Regions from separate parts of the Homo sapiens genome. Here all the other regions are linked to region 1. The links are chromatin contacts, found by Hi-C or POLR2A ChIA-PET in ENCODE. All regions are on one chromosome and are shown on one strand. The core of a region is the stretch at or near the end of the contact, and the rest is flanking DNA. Distances in the headings are between cores, read along the strand shown.

Evidence for each region. A loop is a pair of places that touch in the nucleus more often than their neighbours do. ChIA-PET counts read pairs that join two places held with the same protein, here RNA polymerase II (POLR2A). Pooled maps may share reads with other maps.
Region 2: a map of endothelial cell of hepatic sinusoid shows a loop between it and region 1 (5-fold over the local background). The contact joins two enhancer-like sites. A Hi-C loop is called at or near these places in 4 of 168 maps with a recorded cell type or tissue (DLD1, GM23248, adrenal gland and 1 more). POLR2A ChIA-PET finds 5 or more read pairs at or near these places in 3 of 52 experiments (HEK293, activated naive CD4-positive, alpha-beta T cell and activated naive CD8-positive, alpha-beta T cell).
Region 3: a map of sigmoid colon shows a loop between it and region 1 (2.3-fold over the local background). The contact joins two enhancer-like sites. A Hi-C loop is called at or near these places in 1 of 168 maps with a recorded cell type or tissue (sigmoid colon) and 2 of 50 pooled maps. POLR2A ChIA-PET finds 5 or more read pairs at or near these places in 4 of 52 experiments (Caco-2, PC-9, WTC11 and 1 more).

Annotation. Positions count from the first base shown.
Region 1 is chr20:48,294,281-48,297,130 of GRCh38, forward strand. No RefSeq gene overlaps it. Among named protein-coding and RNA genes, the nearest start is that of LINC00494, 64 kb to the right of the region's middle. RefSeq lists enhancers at 368-1,113, 1,114-1,857, 1,858-2,602. Within about 2 kb of position 1,416, at least 9 of the 41 ENCODE cell types and tissues checked have a DNase peak (open chromatin) inside an H3K27ac peak, as active enhancers do; they include PC-9, where a contact is called at or near this core.
Region 2 is chr20:48,235,044-48,237,893 of GRCh38, forward strand. No RefSeq gene overlaps it. Among named protein-coding and RNA genes, the nearest start is that of LINC00494, 120 kb to the right of the region's middle. Within about 2 kb of position 1,364, at least 2 of the 41 ENCODE cell types and tissues checked have a DNase peak (open chromatin) inside an H3K27ac peak, as active enhancers do.
Region 3 is chr20:48,328,979-48,331,828 of GRCh38, forward strand. No RefSeq gene overlaps it. Among named protein-coding and RNA genes, the nearest start is that of LINC00494, 30 kb to the right of the region's middle. Within about 2 kb of position 1,438, at least 2 of the 41 ENCODE cell types and tissues checked have a DNase peak (open chromatin) inside an H3K27ac peak, as active enhancers do; they include PC-9, where a contact is called at or near this core.

The DNA.
Region 1 (2,850 bases), core at 166-2,665:
TCACCAGGCGAGAGGTCTTGTTCCACCCCCGAGCTTGACCGCATGGGAATCAAATTCATGACTCAGCCAAGCTTGGCATGGCTGCATGTGATGGGGTATGGTGGCCATCAGTGCTATTTGCTAAATATGTAAGGGCTTCCTTCCTGCCTTTTGGTAGAATTGCACTTCCCTGCCACCTTGCCGTTTGGTGCAGTCATGTGACTGGTGTTGTCTAAGACATGTGAGTGGAAGCAGCGTGTATCATTTTTGAGCCAATGTTCATTAAACCACTTTAGCTTCCACCTGTCATGGTGATTTTCTAGAAATGTGTCAAGATGAAGGCTGGGGCCCTGAGCAAATACAATGTGCAGACACCACTGTATTCACAGAAGGGAAACATAGCATTTGAGAGAATTAGCTGTTTCTTATTTTAAGCTGCTGAGATTTGGGGATCTTTTAACTGCCCATAAGCCATCCCAATTAACACACAGAGTCATTTACAAATCATTAAAGCCTCTGATGTTAAATCTGTGAATTGAAATGTTCTACAATGTGCAAATCACTTTGGTAACTTTTTTTTTTTTCATCTAGAAAAACTCAGTCCTTCGTCAGCTCTGAATTGTGGTGGTAAACTCCTGGGTTCTATCTGAAGTCAAATACCAAGGAGAAGGTGCAAGCTTCGCCTTCTGGAATAAATTCAGTGAACTGCCAAGCTTCCATTCTCTCTCCTTGGTACTTGACTTCAGACAGGACCCGGGAGTTTACCACCACGATGTTTCCTGCTGCCTGCTGTAGCCCTCTGAGCCCTGGGTCTGTGCTCACTATGCTGATCCTGGCGACCATGACCTCAGTGACATTTCTCAAAAATCCCATTTTCTGCTTTGACCTAGGGTCAGAGACACACTCAATAAGCAAGCCTGGTGTCCATCAAACGTTGCTTTAAATAAGAACATAAACTTAAAGGTCTTTACAAGAGAAATGGCATGTGCAGCTAATGGAGACCAGAGAAAGAGTTATTAGTCCAGGAAATCAGGAAAACTGATTAGCAAGACGAAAGGACATGGCCTGAAATCCAACTAAGCAGTGACAGATGCAGATATTATTCTGCAGGTGTTAGTTCATCCTGCTTAAATAGCAAGGCCTGAAGGCTGGTGGGATCCTTCACTCCTTTACGTTGACAACAACAACAAAAAAACACCAAAACTCAAATTTAGATAATCATCAATTGCAGAACAATTAAAAATTATCTTTGTAACCAGAAAACTATTTTTCTCTCCCTGCATGTAATTGTCTGCCCTTTGTCTGAGGCCTTAACAGATCAGAGGTCAAGCATTCTTAAGCTTTGAGTGGAACCAGAGCACTCAATCCAGCATCAAAGTCCTGAATGAGGTCGGCTCCTCCTGGAAAATTTTTGAAAGTACACGTCATCGCATTCCGATGATTCTGGCCTTAAATTTTCCTTCCATTTCTTAGCTGAAGGCCTAATTGAAAACAGCCAAAGCTAGTTGGGTGCTCTGTCTTAAAGGTAAAGAAGGACACCTTCAGGAGAAAGGAGGGAAGAGAGCTGATAGCTTGATGACTCTTCTTGCTGAACCAGCTGAATCTAAGGACTGAGTAGTAACCGGCCACACAGTATAATTTTAGGGACCCTCTAAGTACCACTGGACTGCTGTGTGCCTTCAATACTACCATTATTGCTCCTTTCAGGTGAAGGCACTGAATACTCCTTTTAAAGTAAAAACATCATATAATTGGAAGATTTAATCAGTCAGCACTCTTGGTTGCATGCAACAGAAAACGAGTTAAATAGCTTTAAATGAAAGAATTTTATTACATCAGGTGACTAAAATGTGCCAGGAATGCCTTGTTCGTTGCAGGCACAGCTGGATCTAGAGGCTGCAATGATGTCATCAGGTCCGGACGAGTGTCTCCTGGCCTCTTGGCTCTTCTTTTTCCCTCTCAGGACCATTCTTAGAGAGTATCTCCTGTCATGGCTGAGGACAGATTCAGCCCGGCAGAAAAGAGCCTCTGCTGCTCTCAGAAGCCACAATAAAAGGCCTGTTGCATCTCATTGGCCCCAAGTGTGTCACATGCACCCAGGCACTGGAACATTCATGGCAGCTTTGTTTGTCTGTGATCATGAAAAACACAGAGCCAGCCCGGATGTCCACCAGCTGGAGCTCATGGCGTGGAGTACTCTACAGAGGTTAAAATAAACTGGAAAAGTGGTCATACATGAAAATGCAGTGAAAGTGAAATACACGAGCATAGTAAACCTAAAGTTCAGGTGTGATTCTCAGAGGGAGGGAGGCAAACATGATGGTGGAGAGTTACACTAGAAGCTTCCACTGTGCTTGTAAAGTTTGATATCCTTTGTGAAATGGTTTGTTGCAGAATAGTTTTCTATGCACCTAAAATGCTTTTGAAAATTCAAGCCACAAATACCCAACCCACACTCAGCGTATCATCTTTGCCCTGAAATGATGTCTGTCCCACGTGAGTCTGTGCATCTTGTTAGATAACCTCAGAAACATGAGAACACTCGACTCGTTCTCCTTAGCAGCAGGCTCCTGCTAGCTCCGTTCTCCTGGATCCCTTTGGATTTGTCTTGCTGGGTTGTTGGGGAGTGGAGACGCCCTCCTCCCTGAAGCGTTTCCTCACATGGTGATTTGTCTATTGTGCATCAGTCAGGATCCCGGGAGGACCTGCAGGTGCAGCCACCTCCCCACAGGGACAGAACCAGATCCAGCTGCCGAGAACCAGGAGACCCAATGTCAGGTGCAATTCTGTGCTGGGATCTGAGTGGAACCACAGGTCTGTGCAGCAGGAGGTGAGAAGCTCATGACTACAGAGAGAGGCATGGCTGGGGAC
Region 2 (2,850 bases), core at 114-2,613, 59 kb before region 1:
TGCCTATAATCCCAACACTTTCGGGGCTGAGGCAGGAGGATTGCTTGAGGCCAGGAAATCAGGACCAGCCTAGGCAATATATTAAGGGCTTATCTCTACAAAAATCTTGTTAAAAGATTACCTACACATGGTGGCATGTGCCTGTAGTCTCAGCTACTTCAGAGGCTGAGGTGGGAGGATCGCTTGAGCCCAAGAGCTTGTGGTAAGCTGGGCAACAGAGTGAGGCCTTGCCTCAAAAACAAAAACAAAAAAGTGCCTCGATTTGTTCATCCACGATCTCCCCAATACCTAGAGCTATGTCTAGCTGCCTTTTTTTTTTTTTTTTTTTTTTTTTTTTTTTTTTTTTTTTGAGACAGGGTCTCAATCTGTCACCCAGGCTGGAGTGCAGTAGTGCAATCATGGCTCACTGCAACCTCAACCCCTAGAGCTCAAGTAATCCTCCCCACTCAGCCTCCCGAGTAGCTTGGACTACAGGTATGAGTCACCACATCTGACTAGTTTTTAAATGCTTTGTAGAGACAGGGTCTCACCATTTTGCCCTGGCTGCTGCTATGGTTTGAACGGTGGCATCCCCTCCAAAATTCACATTGAGACTTAGTCCCCATTGCAACAATATAAGCAGTGTGGCTTTTGGGAGGAGATTAAGTCATGAGGGCTCCCCGCTCATGAATGGAATAAGCACCCTTATAAAAGGGCTCGCAATTGAAGGGGGCATTCTCGTGTCTTTCATTGAGGACACAGTGTTCCTACTCTCTGGGCCAGCCAGACGGCAACAAGGCACCATCTTGGAAGCAGAGAGATGCCTTGAGCAGACACCAGCGCTGCAGTGCCTTGACCTTGGACTTCTCAGCCTCCAGAACTGTGAGAAATACATTTCTATTGTTTATAAATTACCCAGTCTGTGGTATGCTGTCCTAGCTGCACAGGCGGACTAAGATACTAGCCTACGGTGAATGCTCAGAAATACTTGTTGCAGGCATGAATCCGGGACATAGCAAGGACACTGTTTACAATGAGGAAGAAAGACAAAGGAGAGGAAATGAGAACCCAGCCTCACTCCTTCTTCAAAAATTGTCTCAGTAGTAAAAAGGATGAAAGCTGGCTCTCCACTCAACCTGTCAGACCTCTCTTCAGAAATGCAGGGGAAGCTGCCACCTGGTGAATAATTCACCTGCAGTCAGCAGCCCCAAATGCTGCATTGGCAAAAAGCAAACAGCCTGCAGAACTGTTTCTTATTTTTAATCTGCTCAGAACCAGGGTCTTGAAGCATTTGCTTTTCCATCCTACTAATTTTGGAGGCAATTAGCTGTTGGGTGTTCTTGCCGTCGGCTCCCCTCTGTGTGTATGTCCTTGTTAGGTGTGCTCACCCTGCCCAAACACACCAGCTGTGAAGCGCTTTGTTAATTTACTCTTAAACTACCATTTTAACAAGCTTCTTAAGTGATAGAGGCATTTGTGCATAAATAGCAAGTGGTAAGCTTCCCCCTGGAACATTAACCTGATTTATTAAAAACACTGTGACTACCAAGCTTTATACATCAACATCTTTAACACAAAAAAATATATGATCTCATCTCCTCCCACAGCCCCAGCCCTAATGTAGACAGAGAGCTCTGATGGGAGGTGAGAACCTGGAAGATGTCACTGTGAAAGGCGAAAGAAGCCAGTTTTTTAATATTTCAAATGCAGCCGAGCCAGCCAACCAAAACGTGTTTTCTCCGACATTAGCCTGGGGACAAGTGGAAAAAAACAGACACAATTTCTTTCCATGACCAAACCTTCCCACCTAGCTGGGCCAAGGATGAGGTCACCCTAACACCTCTCTCTGTGACTCTGATGGGCTGGGGGGATGGGCTGAGAGTGGGGGAACACCCCAACGAACTTAAATTTCAATGCCCAAACCGCACCCCACCACCTGCCAGAAACTCAGCATTTCCTAAGCACCCTCCATGCACACACTCCTCATGAATGTTGTTTTGGGTCATCTCACTGCACCACCTGTACAATTATTTCACTAATGTTATTTTTAAATGGATCACTTTAAAAATTTTAGCCTCAAACCAAACAATATTGTCTGTGAAATTGTAGATTTCATGCATTAGTTATATATGGTGTTTCTTTAAAACTTTAAAGATGAAATAGTGAAATAGATAATGCACTCTGGTGTACCATGTACTATTGGTGTGACACATAACACACCAGGGAAATGCTGAATTAATTCCATATTCCAAAGTTCAGAGCAAACAATGTTTCCTGGGACTTAGACGGTGTCTAATACTTTGAAGATTCAAAGTTAAGCTTAGTTTTCCAGTCCAGAGGCTTCTGTGCAAGAGACTACATCCATCAGCCAGCAGCAGACGCACACTGCATCTGACCGAATACCTGCTTCCCTTCTCCTGAGAAGTACAGGAGCACCGTGTGGGGTGGATAATGAAGGAGATGATGTCCTGGTGTGTGTGTGTGTGTGTGTGTGTGTGTGTGTGTGTGTGTGTGGTTTAGTTATAGGTGAATAATTAGATTACGTGATTTCAGGAACTCTTTGGGAAATAGAAGAAGGGTGGCACAGTGAGAAGAATGAAGCTGGGGTCAGTAAATGCAGGGTCTTGACTTCAGTCTGTGTCTAACCATTGCCATCTCTTGCCTGGACTATTGTAGTCTCCTAACTGGTCTTCCAGCTTCACCCTCGGCCACCACCCTGTGTTCTCCATTCAGAGCCAGGGTGGGCCTTTCAGCCCAAGTCAGCTCATCACATTCCATCACTCAGAGTCCTCTAGGGACCCACCCTCTCATGCAAAATAAAAGCCAAAGTCTTCCCCATGGCCTGCAAGGCCCTCCATGGCCTGACCCCTC
Region 3 (2,850 bases), core at 188-2,687, 35 kb after region 1:
GAAGATTGCCTCACTCATCACCATCCTCGGTGGCACCCTCAACCACAGGATGGAGAATCATTAGAAGATGGCAGTCTCATAGGGTCCTTCAAAATTACCACTTGCATTTGAACAAAGCTGTGCTTTCTTAGCCCCAACCCTCCCCATAAGCCTGGGCTATCAACTGGAGATAAATTTAGCTGCAAAAAAATGTCAAGATTCAGATACCCAGCTTAATCAAGGACACATTCTTCATTCCTCGGACTGTTGTACTTCTCAGGAGACCCCAGGGATTGCATGAGAGACTGAATCATCTTGTAAGTGAAATTAGAAGGAAGGAAGGAAGGAGGGAGGGAGGGAGAGAGGGAGGGAGGGAGGGAGAGAGAAGGAGGGAAGGAGGGAGGGAAGGAAGGAAGGAAAGAAAGAAGGAGGGAAAAGGCAAGAAAGGAGAAAGAGGACTCTGAACATTCAGATAACAAAAGATTTACAGATCTGTTCTGACGTTCTGTTGACGGGGCACCCCATGTTCAGCCAGTTTTGCCTGTTTCAGTTTTTGTGACGAGTGCTCCTTGATGTTGGATGTTGGGCACAAGAGCACCCTCCTAAGCATCCAGCCTCTGTCTACTTTTTCCCTTTTGTGGGCACTGGTAACTTTCTCAGATCAGCACTAGAAACTCCCCTTTGGCTAAAATAATTACCAATGTGAAAATAACTGAGACAGGGTAGCCCTACCACATGCCAGTTTGCAATGCTCAGCACGCACCAACCCGTTCGTGCTTCCCAGGACCTGTGAAGACAGAGCTGCTTTTAGCCCACTCTCTGCTGGGGAAGCACAGGAGGTGGGGAACTTTCCCAGGTTAGAGGTGGGCCCTCAGGGCAGGTTGTGTCCCCAGGGCCCCCTCCCACAGGCCTTTCTCCAACAAAGCAGCCCCCCCATTTATCCTGGCCAGATAACTGATTCCTTCCTGGTTGGCCTTGGTCTTTGGAGGACTTGCACCGAGTTTGCCAGGAGGGTGGGACTGACTGTCTTTGGTGAATTCATGGGGAGTTCCAGATGGAGCCAGCCCCTGGGAACCTGGCAAAGCAAAGCTTAGGTTTCCTGGTAGGGGAGGCCCAGAGACCATGTGCTCCCCCTGCTGGGGCCTCGTCCACCAGCCCCCAGACAGCCGCCTGCTCTGCAGGACCCAAAGTCAGGAGACAGAGGTGGACAATCCATGTTGCCTCTTAAATGTTGCAGCCACAAGGCAAGAGGTCCTCAAGATGCGTCCCAGCAAAATCTAGAGATGAAAGTCAGCCTGTGTGAAGAGTGTCAGGAACCTACTATGGGGTCATTGTACATTTTCCCTAGCTAAAAAGAATGGAAACCAAAAAAATGAATTATAAATAGACACTGTAGGGCTTCTTTTATTATTACACATATACAGTTTCACAAAGCAGTGAGTCACCCTTATTCACATTAAGCAAAGTTCCAGCTTCCATGAAAAGGTCATTTTTCTATGCTTTTCTAAGATCCTGCCTGAAGGTGCCTGTTTCTCTCATGGGAAGGATGCAATGCTGCCTCTCACCATTGCAGCTCCTGACAGCCTATGAATGCCCGAAGGCCTTTTCCTCCTCTGTGATAGACACATTGTGATATGGATTTTCAAGGTCCATTTTATTCCTTCCAGAAGAAAAAGAGGCTTCATAATCTCAGAGCAGATTTGTCATATATATATGTGCGTGTGTGTGTGTGTGTGTGTGTGTGTGTGTGTGTGTGTGTATATATATTCAGAGGTTATTGGGGAAAGACATAGGAATTGCTTTTTTCTTTTTAAATTGATTTTTGTTTTGTGGCAGCAAACTATGAGATGAACAAGAATGAGCATAAACCTAACTCTAAAACAGAAGAAAAATCACTGATTTTTAAGGAGAAGTGCAAATAGTAAGAGAATGCATATCAGCATGCGTTTATGAGTTCTAAATCTTGCCAAAACTAAAATCGTTTTTAAGAAAATTTTTTAAGCATTGTTACAAACATTGAATGCATCATCTTCAAATGTCTTTAGTAGACATGGAGGCATGGGAGAATTAAAGCCAGTCTTTAGGAAGGAATAAAAAGCTACACTAAAGTTAATTATTGATCTCACAATGGATGAGAAGAAAACACTTGGATTATAAAAAGGAAGCCCAGACAAAATAATATCACTTTGTAATGTCGAAAACTTAAGATTTTAACTTTTATCTTATGTATCTGTTTCTGATGAACATTCATAATTATACATATTGTATTTATTTTCTTTGTCTTATAAGAAAAGATAAAGGATAAAGAGACGAATGTGTTTCAGGCGTGGTTCAGCCTATGAAGTCTCCATATTCATAGGAAGCCACTGGATTTATACAACATCAGGGGATCATAATGAACACCACGGTCTACTCTGAGTCTTGCAAAAGTGAGAACAATGTTAAAATGAAAACCCCAATTAGCCTGAATTAAGAGGCACTATTTTGTTCTGACCAGAGAGGATTTTCTCTGTGTGGTCTTATAGTTGAAGTCTCCTACCAGTAAGTTAGCATGTATTGGAGAATCTAAGATCTTTCCCAAGTTGGTCTGTTTTAGTCAGACTGTCCTAATTCCAACTGATGGCATCTAAATAAAAATTTATCTTATTAAAAAAGGCATAATGAGGAGTAATTGGCTCATGTCATTAAAAAGTCCAAGAGCAATAGCTTCAGGCATGGCTGGATCCAGGTACTCAAATGATGGTATCAGGAAGTGACACCCACCCCCCCACCTCCTAGCTGTGACTTGTTCTCTGTGAATCCCATTCTCAGGCAAGCTCTTCTGTCCTGGCACCTATTCACATCCTCAGGAGCTCTGAGAGAAAAATAAAT